Linked DNA regions of Homo sapiens: region 1 is linked to region 2. Evidence: read pairs that join two places in POLR2A ChIA-PET (ENCODE). Cell type or tissue: CD4-positive, alpha-beta T cell. All regions are shown on one strand. Each heading gives the region's core, and the rest is flanking DNA. Links, peaks and the distances in the headings are about the cores only.

Region 1 (4,403 bases), core at 327-4,326, 60 kb before region 2:
TTAGTGTGTGATAAAGATGAAGAAGCACAATTGTAACGGATTTCTAACAACCATCAACTTAATTTTAAAATTTTCATCGAGTTAAGTATGTCAAATTTGATTCAACAATTCACATCTGAGTTTGTAACAGTAACACTCTGCTTTCCTTCTCCCTATAATAAGAAGACAGCAACTATTGGTGCAACTTATTGGTGTAGTGCATGAAAATACGTAAAACAAACCAACAAAAAACCAACTAGGTACTAGGTAACATACTAGAACCAGTAATAACAGCACCATTTACCAAAATTTATCAAAAATTAAATCTATTAATTGATGGGATAGTGTGGACTTTCTTTTTTGGAAGCCATGAGATTAGTCTAATTTTTTCAAACCAAATTAAGAAAGCTTCAAATACATCTTGGGATATTTATACTTACCAAATCTCACACGGTAAATGTGTGATGTATGAAACTTTCTCAAAAGGATTCAATTATGAAAATGCTCAGAGGCAAACTCTTCAAACCTCCATATGTATATATAGCCAGAGTAGTTCACTTAAACAGATTTTTCTTCTCAAAGCTGTATTAAACACTCCTTAATGTTTTTACCAAAGTATAAAGAAACCAACAGCTTTTAAAAGGAAGATTTAAAAATTGCTATATTATGAATACAATTGTATTAAATACAGTTAATATGTGTAGGTATTATTCTGGATTAGTGCAAATTTGAATAAAAGTTTCTAGGATCTAGATTATTTTAGAATTTCACTAATAAGATCAGTTTCAGTTTAGTTTGATTTCCAATTATCAAACCAAATGTCTTACTTTGTTTTCATTCTTACTATATTTTAAGCATTATAAATACAAATTAAACTTATTTAGAAAACAATACATTTTAAAAATTAGATTTGCATATTTCATTTAAAATTTTAAGTCATGCTGTCTACACTACAAATTAATTTTTCTAAACAAATATCATCATAAAGTGATGATATAAAAATAATACTGAAATGTCATATTTTAAATGATACAATATATTTTCACGGTGGGTAAAAACAAATGTAAGAATGCTTTTTTTTCTGGAAAGTGCTCAACTAATAATATGCAAAATGAACAAAAGTATATCTGTGAGAGAATATTAGAAATAATCTAGAGCTGGGAAAGAAGAAAAGTTATCAAATTTGTTAATAATCCAAATGCCTCTTCAGCACTAAATTGTGTGCAAAATTACAAATACACAAGAAAGATAACGTTTTATTTTGCAGGTAAAATAATTTGGAGATCAATGAAAACTTTAAATTTTTCCAGGTTTTTAAAAGCTTGTATGTGAAGCTGAAGCTTTGTAAATGTATTAAACTTTTTATTTAAAATGTCGGTTACTTACTTGAAAGAGTTATCAGGTTTATCTAATCTACACTGTAATGTGGCCAGCATTTAAATTGTTGCTATATAAATAGCAATCCAAATAATAAAATGAAAAATAGCAAATAATTGTTCTTACCTCTATGCTTAGTTATAGTTGCTTGTTAAGCTGCTTCATGGGTTGAGACAAACTACCAGCACTTCAAAGAGCTCAGTTCTCTGCTCAACTCTCTTCTCTAGTTACATTATTTTTTTTCCTCTGCAAAAGGATAGTCCACCAAAAGAGGAAGTTATGAAATAACAGTCATTATGCTTTATCCATTTTATGGGGCATGGAAAATTATTCATAAAGCTTACACTTGAAATCACAGCAACAGGCTATAATTGGTGCCTGTACACATATATAATTAAAGTATATGCATGTTTATATGTGTAAGCAAATTTTAGAAAAGTTAAGCTATTGAAACCTATAGTTGGCCTGGCACGGTGGCTGACGCCTGTAATCCCAGCACTTTGGGAGGCTGAAGCGGGCAGATTACCTGAGGTCAGGAGTTCAAGACCAGCCTGGCCAACATAGTGAAACTCCGTCTCTACTAAAAATACAAAAGTTAGCCTGGCATGGTGGCAGGCGTCTGAATCCCACTTACTCAGGAGACTGAGGCAGGAGAATCGCTTGAACTCAGGAGGCGGAGGTTGCAGTGAGCTGAGATCGCGGCCATTGCTTTCCAGGCTGGGAGACACAGTGAGACTCCATTTCAAAAAAGAAAAGAAAAGAAAAGAAACCTATACTTGATTAAGTAGTGCTCGTTTACATAAGGAAGCATCTCCTGTGTGGCTCAATGATCACAGAAAACATTGCTCTATGCAGAAGAAAACTGTCCAGCTGATATATGGGAATTAACTTGCTTTTACAAGTCTAATTAATTTAAAGTCTTTGAAGTATGACACAAATGCTAATCTGACTACAGGCATCTTATTAAAGGAAGAAAAAAAAAAAACCTCCAGTAAACAGACATTTTCCTGGAATTTGGGTAGCGGTTTTTTACCTACAAGTCTCAAACTTCCTTTCTCATGAATAGTTGCCTGTTACATATAGATAAAGCACTGCAAAACTGAAACTGTTACTTACACATGAACTATGGTCTTTCACTACTTCAGCCACAAGAGTAAAAAACAGGTGCAGAGGTGCAGATCCTGCAAAACTGAACATTTAGCTGGCTAAGTTTCTTACAGGTTGGAGTAGTAAATGAGAATATTTAAAGGACAGTAGGGACAATGGTTGAAAAAAGACATAAAAAAGTTGATCAAAGCAAGTACTACTGCCAAATTCAAATAAAAGGATATATACAAATATATTTATCATGGGTTTAGGTTGCCAGATAATAGAAGCCAATGTGTAGCTTCATTTTTTATGTGTGGCAGTTGCTCCCAAACTCCCTTGCTCATTGGGGAAGAAGGAGATGGATTGCAAGAGCAATACAGTAATTATGCAAACCTCCACATGTTGCAAGAACCACTTTCTGGACTTTAGAAGCTATCATGCTGTCACTGCACCACACTCTTTGCTTTTTATTTAACCTTATGTCCAAAGAGGCATTAAAGAGTACTTAGACTGGGCACAGTGGCTCACGCCTGTAATCCCAGCACTTTGGGAGGCCGAGGTGGGTGGATCACTTGAGGTCAGGAGTTCGAGATCAGCCTGGCCAACATGGTGAAACCCCATCTCTACTAAAAAAAATACAAAAATTAGCCAGGCACTTTGGCAGGCCCCTGTAATCCCAGCTACTCAGGAGGCTGAGGCAGGAGAATCCCTTGAACCTGAGAGGCAGAGTTTGCAGTGAGCCGGGATCCTGCCACTGCACTCCAGCCTCGGCCATAGGGTGAGACTCCGTCTCAAAAACAAACAAACAGAGTAATTAGGAGATGATTAGAAGCTGAAATATTTTCCATTTCACCTAAACTCATACTTAATGTGAGTTTGCAGGAAGTTAAATAAACCAAATGCAGAAAGCTGTCCCCTCCATAAAACGCACAAAAAACAAAAACAAATAAACGAACAAAACCCCAGTATGTCATTGATATCAAATTTTATTTGAATTCCTTTGTGAACTACTTATAAGGAAATCCCTACAGAGAAGTTGTCAATGTGATTAAAATTGCTTAGATTCTATGTGTTTAGACAAATTTTAAATATTATTGTATTTGGGTATCATTATATAAAACACTAGGCTTATCAGTCCCCAAAGACCCAGTCACACTCTGGAAGCATAGTCCTCAATGTCTGCTGTAATTTTAATGTATTTCCTCAATATTTGTGTACCTTTTGCCTGAATAGTGGATGTATATCTCTACTTCTCTTCTTCTCTAATGATCCCTTCCAGGCTGATAAATATGCTCAAGTTTCTTCCCTATTAAAAATTCCTCCTCTGACTGACTTGTCATATTACTTTCTTTTTCTTCATCAGAACTTTTTGAGAAAGTTGCCCACATTGACTTGAGCCCTTATATCTTTTTTGTATGTGTGTATGGTAGAATATATTTAACAAAATTTACCATTTGAACCATTTTTAAATGTACAGTTCAGAGGCATTAAGTACATTCACACTGTTAGGCAACCATCACCACCATCTATCTCCAGAACTTTCTCATTCTTCTAGACTGAAACTCTGTACCTATTAAACAATAACTGAACGTTCCTTCCTGCCCTCAACCTGGCAACCACCATTCTACTTTCTATCTCTATGAATGTGATTACTCTAGGTACTTCATATGAATGGAACCATATGACATTTGTCCATTTGTGTCTGGCTTATTTCACTTAGGTTCATCAAAGTTGCAGCATGTGTCAGAATTTCCTTCCTTCTTAAAGCTGAATAATATTCTATTGTATGTATATACCACATTTGTTTCCTATTTATCAGATGATGGACACTTGAGTTGTTGCTATCTTTGGCTATTGAGAATAATGCTGCTATAAACATGGGTGTGCAAATATCTGTTTGAATCTTTGCTTTCATTTTTTTTGTATATACACCCAGAAGTGGAATTGAATCATACTGT
Region 2 (4,403 bases), core at 103-4,102:
TGTGTACACGCACACACCCAGGCATGCATACATGCACACAAGCACATGTGCATGCACTCACACACATGTATGCACTCACACCACGCACACACACAAAATCAGGGCCAAATAATAGCATAATTTATATGAATATAATCTCCCAATTTTACTTCTTTCAAAACCCAATTGGTATTTCTTAGCTTATTTAATATTGATAATTCATATCTAAATAGTCAAAAACTCTGATTGCCTTTGAGAATTTGTGTCAAGAACCTGTATGCCAGATTATCTTAAATATACAGTCATACACTGCCCCAAATTCGGACTTTCCTTACTTCCCTACTTTCCTTACTTCACTACTAAACTATAATAGTAGAAAGTTTCCTTAGGGCAATTTCACTCTTAAATATGATAACTCTTGAATTTTACATGGACTTATGCAAAAAAAAAAAATCCAAAGCTTCTTATCTGTATGAAATGAGGAAGTTTGGCAGTGGATGGAGACAGCATGTGTCTTGAGGGATGGGGAGGGTATGGGATGGTTTGGGACTATAGCTCAAAGTCTTGTGTTTCAAAGATGAACTTTCTTTAAAACTCTTGCTTAGGCATAAGTTCATAGGATTTTGAGAATGGTTTTTATCCAAGTCTTTAAGTATAATTGATTCTTTGGGAAAATGTTACTCGGCTATTTCTTAAAATTGCTGACCCACTCCCACATATGTGAGTACTCATATCCCATTTAAAAAGCATGGAAAAGAGGCAGGGGCAGTGAGAATTGACTTCATGGAAAGTCTTTCATGACTATAAAGTAAAATCATATGCAGGACTCAACTTTTATGCAATTTTCTTGCCAATGTTATTAGGTGGTCAACATATTACCAACCTGCCCTAACAAACAAAATCTGCAGGAAGGGCTCTTGGTTATGTGTTGAAAAAAAGGTGGAAGGAGGAGGGGAGTAGAGTGAGGCCACTCCTATCTGGTGTATACAATAATACCCTCACTCCATTAGAAGAACTCAGGGGTCTAAATAGATTCAGTATTTAGTAGGAAGAATGAAGAGGATATAACTAGACCTTTGTGAGGACATCATTTTACTTTCCTCTAACATAGAGGTTGGATTGTTCTACATGTGTATTTTAAAAGATTATATAACCCACCACTTAGAAGGTACGAATAGAGCAAAAGAACAAGAGGCTGTAAGGACATAGAAGCAAAAAGATTTCTCCTAGTGGGGCCCATGCTGAAAGTTCAGCTATAGCTGTGAATGTTTCCTCATTGTTTGGTTCAGCTCATCAATACAGCTAATGAGGATTTGGAAGCAGATCTGATTATTTCAAAAATTAGGAAGCAAAGTAGGTTTACTGTAAAAATGTCCTTTTAATTTATTTTTCCAGGACATTGCAATGCGGGAAGCAGGTGATAGGATGGGATTTTGAGTCTAATTGAGGAGAGGGAATCCTAATATAACAGGAGTCAAAAACTTTACTGTAACTCAGAGAGGCGAAGACAACCAATACTCACCAGGAGTTGGGAAGAGACTACTAAATACCAAGCCGAATTTAAAACTTAGCTCAATTGGATAATTCATATGATTTCTCTATGTCATTAATACCGTTTCTCTGGAAAAAGAGAAAGCTTAGTTTGATCAGCTTTTCTTCCTAAATGTATCTACAGAGCAGTGTCTTCTTTCTGCCTTGTCACTACTTGTTCATTCGGCACTTTGTATGGATTTGTGGCTGTGGTGGAGTGGTGCACACTCTAGTCTCTCTGACAGCTTGGTAAGAGTCTAGTGGATGGATAAAGAAATGGATAACCCAGTTCATTTCCTGATGCTGCTATAGGCCCCTCGATGTCAAGTTGTAAAGCTCACTTGGGCTCCATCTGGTGGTCTACTCTGCTGCGCTTTCCATAAAGCCACCTTGTCCCTGCCAAAACCATCCCATCTGCCAAAGTCCACACCCGATTCTCAACCACTTTAAGAGAAGTTTTCTATACAACCTGTTTAAGTTGTATGGAAACCAAAGGTGACTAGGAAAGGTAAATCTTAAGACTTTCTTCCACCTGACAAGATCACAGATTGGTATGGATAACCAAAGGCTCAAGATTTGGAAACGTTTCTGATAGTCTTGCTCTCCTGTTAATCAACATATTTTTTCTCTCCTCTTCTATCTTCCTATCTCCCCTTCTTTGTGCCATCTTCTGGGAATTTCTCCCTCTGTTCCAAACTCTTTTATAACTCTGATCTCCTCTCAAACCTTATGGAGACAAGGACATTTTCTCTGCACTGGAGAAAACTCTGATACTGATCTTCCAGGCTTGGTTATTGAAATACAAAACGGTAAGAAAAACAGATTTTTAAAAAAGTTTATTGGATCATTTTTCAAGATAATGTAGTGGCTTGCAAGACACTTTTCTTACTGCATTATCTTATTTGCATAACAGCAGTGAAATATCTCTTTTCATTCCCACCGCAATAAATGGTTTCTTTTTGTAATACATTTTAGTCTTCCTCCAGCAGATGGATAGTTTAGGTCTATTAGTGCAAAGCTGATGAGTTCATGTATTTAGGAAGACAAATTAATATTTGTCTTGTTAATATTTCCAAGAGATCGGGTGCTATATCTAGACTTCTCTTTTCCAGCTTTGATCCAGAGAAGGAACATGTTTGATAAATGATAACAATACCAAGTCAGTACACTCTTGTTCTGTTTCCTTTGTGGGTACCTAAGGAAGAAATTGCTGTGTAGGGTATCCTAGCCCAATGCAGGGGAGCCTTAGTGCAATTATGAGGGCACAGTGGCATGGTCATGCATACAGAATTTGTAGGGTCATCCCAGAGGCTCTTTCATTTCCTATGTGCTGTGGACATTGTGTTGAGAGCAAAGGAGATGGGTGGGTTGCCATTTAGGAGGCTGTTTTAGGAGGTAGAAATAGTAGATGGGTCTATATACAGGAAAAGCTGAATCAAGAGGAAACTGAATCAATAAGAAAACTGAATCAAGCAGGTAAAGAAATAGCATGCTTCACTGTAGCAAAAAATTACAAACTTTTGTCCTGGAGGCCAGCAAGACACTTAGGTAGTAGGAAGTCAAAGACTGGACACTGGAGACCCATGGATGTCATTGAAGGCCCACTGTGAAGCCAGGTGATTGCACTCTCTTGCTAAAGACACCAAGTCTCCCAAGCCACATACTTCTTCCTCCAGATATTATATATCACTTCAGAGGTAGAAGACAAGGGAGAGATAAATTACAGTAGAAACTAAGCAATTTTTCCCCAAGGCAAGGCTGAGCGTTAACTAAAGGGATTGTTTAGCAAATAGCCATATTAGACAAGGATTTAAGAGAGATTGGTCATATCACACTCTTTCTATCAGAGGAACACTAAACTCAAAAGAGGTCCCTACCTTTTTTTTTCTTCTTGGAATGCCACTGTGATGGTAACACTTTATGAGCCATTTTTTGACTTTGAAAATTTAAGCCATGTATTAAAGATGGTGGAGCAAAAATAATAGGAGCCTAGGCCCTCAGTGACTTTCTGGGGCCACCATACCAACCCTGGAGGGCCTACTTCTGGACTTCCATTAATGAAAGAATAAAATGCCCACATTTTTAGTCACTATAGTCAGTTCTCTGTTCCTAGCAGCCAGAGTCAATTCCTAAGTGATACAGTGTGTTTTTTTCTCTGAATTTCTTCAGTTAAGAATTTATAATTTCCCCTATACACATGTTATGTACTCAAGGCAAAGGTTATTCTTTTCAGAGATGCAAAAGAACACATTAGAAATTTTCAAAACATTACCTGAGCAATTGTGTATGGCTGAAAGTCAAAGTAAACTGCACAGTTTTTTGAAAACCTACACTTAAATGACATAGAGTATGTGTGTTCATGTGCTCACATGTGTATGTATGCTAATACAAACATGTTTCTGTTGTTTTGGTCCAATAAAGTGTAAAGAAAAGCAACACCTGGAAGATATTATGGCAATATGATGGATACAAAGATAGAATTACTGCATGTAGTTTATGAAAAACTGCAGAGGTATTGGCACTCTGATCAAGAGTAAATAAAGGAACTCCATGACTCTTTGAAATCTGACCATATTATAATAATATTAATTGATGTTTGGGGAAGGGTGGTACTGAAATCCCAATGCAAAAACTGTGTGGATATACTCCACCCATACTTGCCTTCTGAATCTTGGAGACAAGAGCCAAGGTAGGGCCTTCTCCCTGGTAATCTCCAGGGTGCACCCTTCACATAGTAGGGCTTGGAATAAGAAGTCCACATGAGGCGGGAAACTATTTTGACACTCCACTGAAAATCTCTACACAATAAATCTAGTGCTAAAAGCTTACTTTCTTTCTGGCAGAATATATGAAAGTTTCCCTGTTTCCAAATATCCTTTTTTATACTTCAAAAG

The links. Peaks named below come from ENCODE experiments on the same cell type or tissue, not always from the same donor. Only the 100,000 strongest peaks of a DNase experiment are listed, where the experiment ranks them.
Region 1: POLR2A ChIA-PET joins it to region 2 with 17 read pairs; 13 of 35 experiments call an interaction of 5 or more read pairs at or near these places.

The regions. Positions count from the first base shown.
Region 1 is chr3:152,241,520-152,245,922 of GRCh38, reverse strand. It overlaps a transcript of MBNL1 not described here. Among named protein-coding and RNA genes, the nearest start is that of MBNL1, 25 kb to the left of the region's middle. RefSeq lists enhancers at 2,098-2,227, 2,358-2,417. In CD4-positive, alpha-beta T cell, for the core only: no CTCF peak of the experiment used is centred there; DNase peaks (open chromatin) are centred at 1,572, 2,072, 2,462 and 2,823; H3K4me3 peaks cover 2,967 bases; H3K27ac peaks cover 3,717 bases.
Region 2 is chr3:152,181,119-152,185,521 of GRCh38, reverse strand. All of the region lies in intron 1 of LINC02917 (long intergenic non-protein coding RNA 2917), which reads left to right. All of the region lies in intron 1 of LOC101928166 (a long non-coding RNA gene), which reads left to right. Among named protein-coding and RNA genes, the nearest start is that of LINC02917, 22 kb to the left of the region's middle. In CD4-positive, alpha-beta T cell, for the core only: a CTCF peak has its summit at 1,881 (motif pointing left); a DNase peak (open chromatin) is centred at 1,851.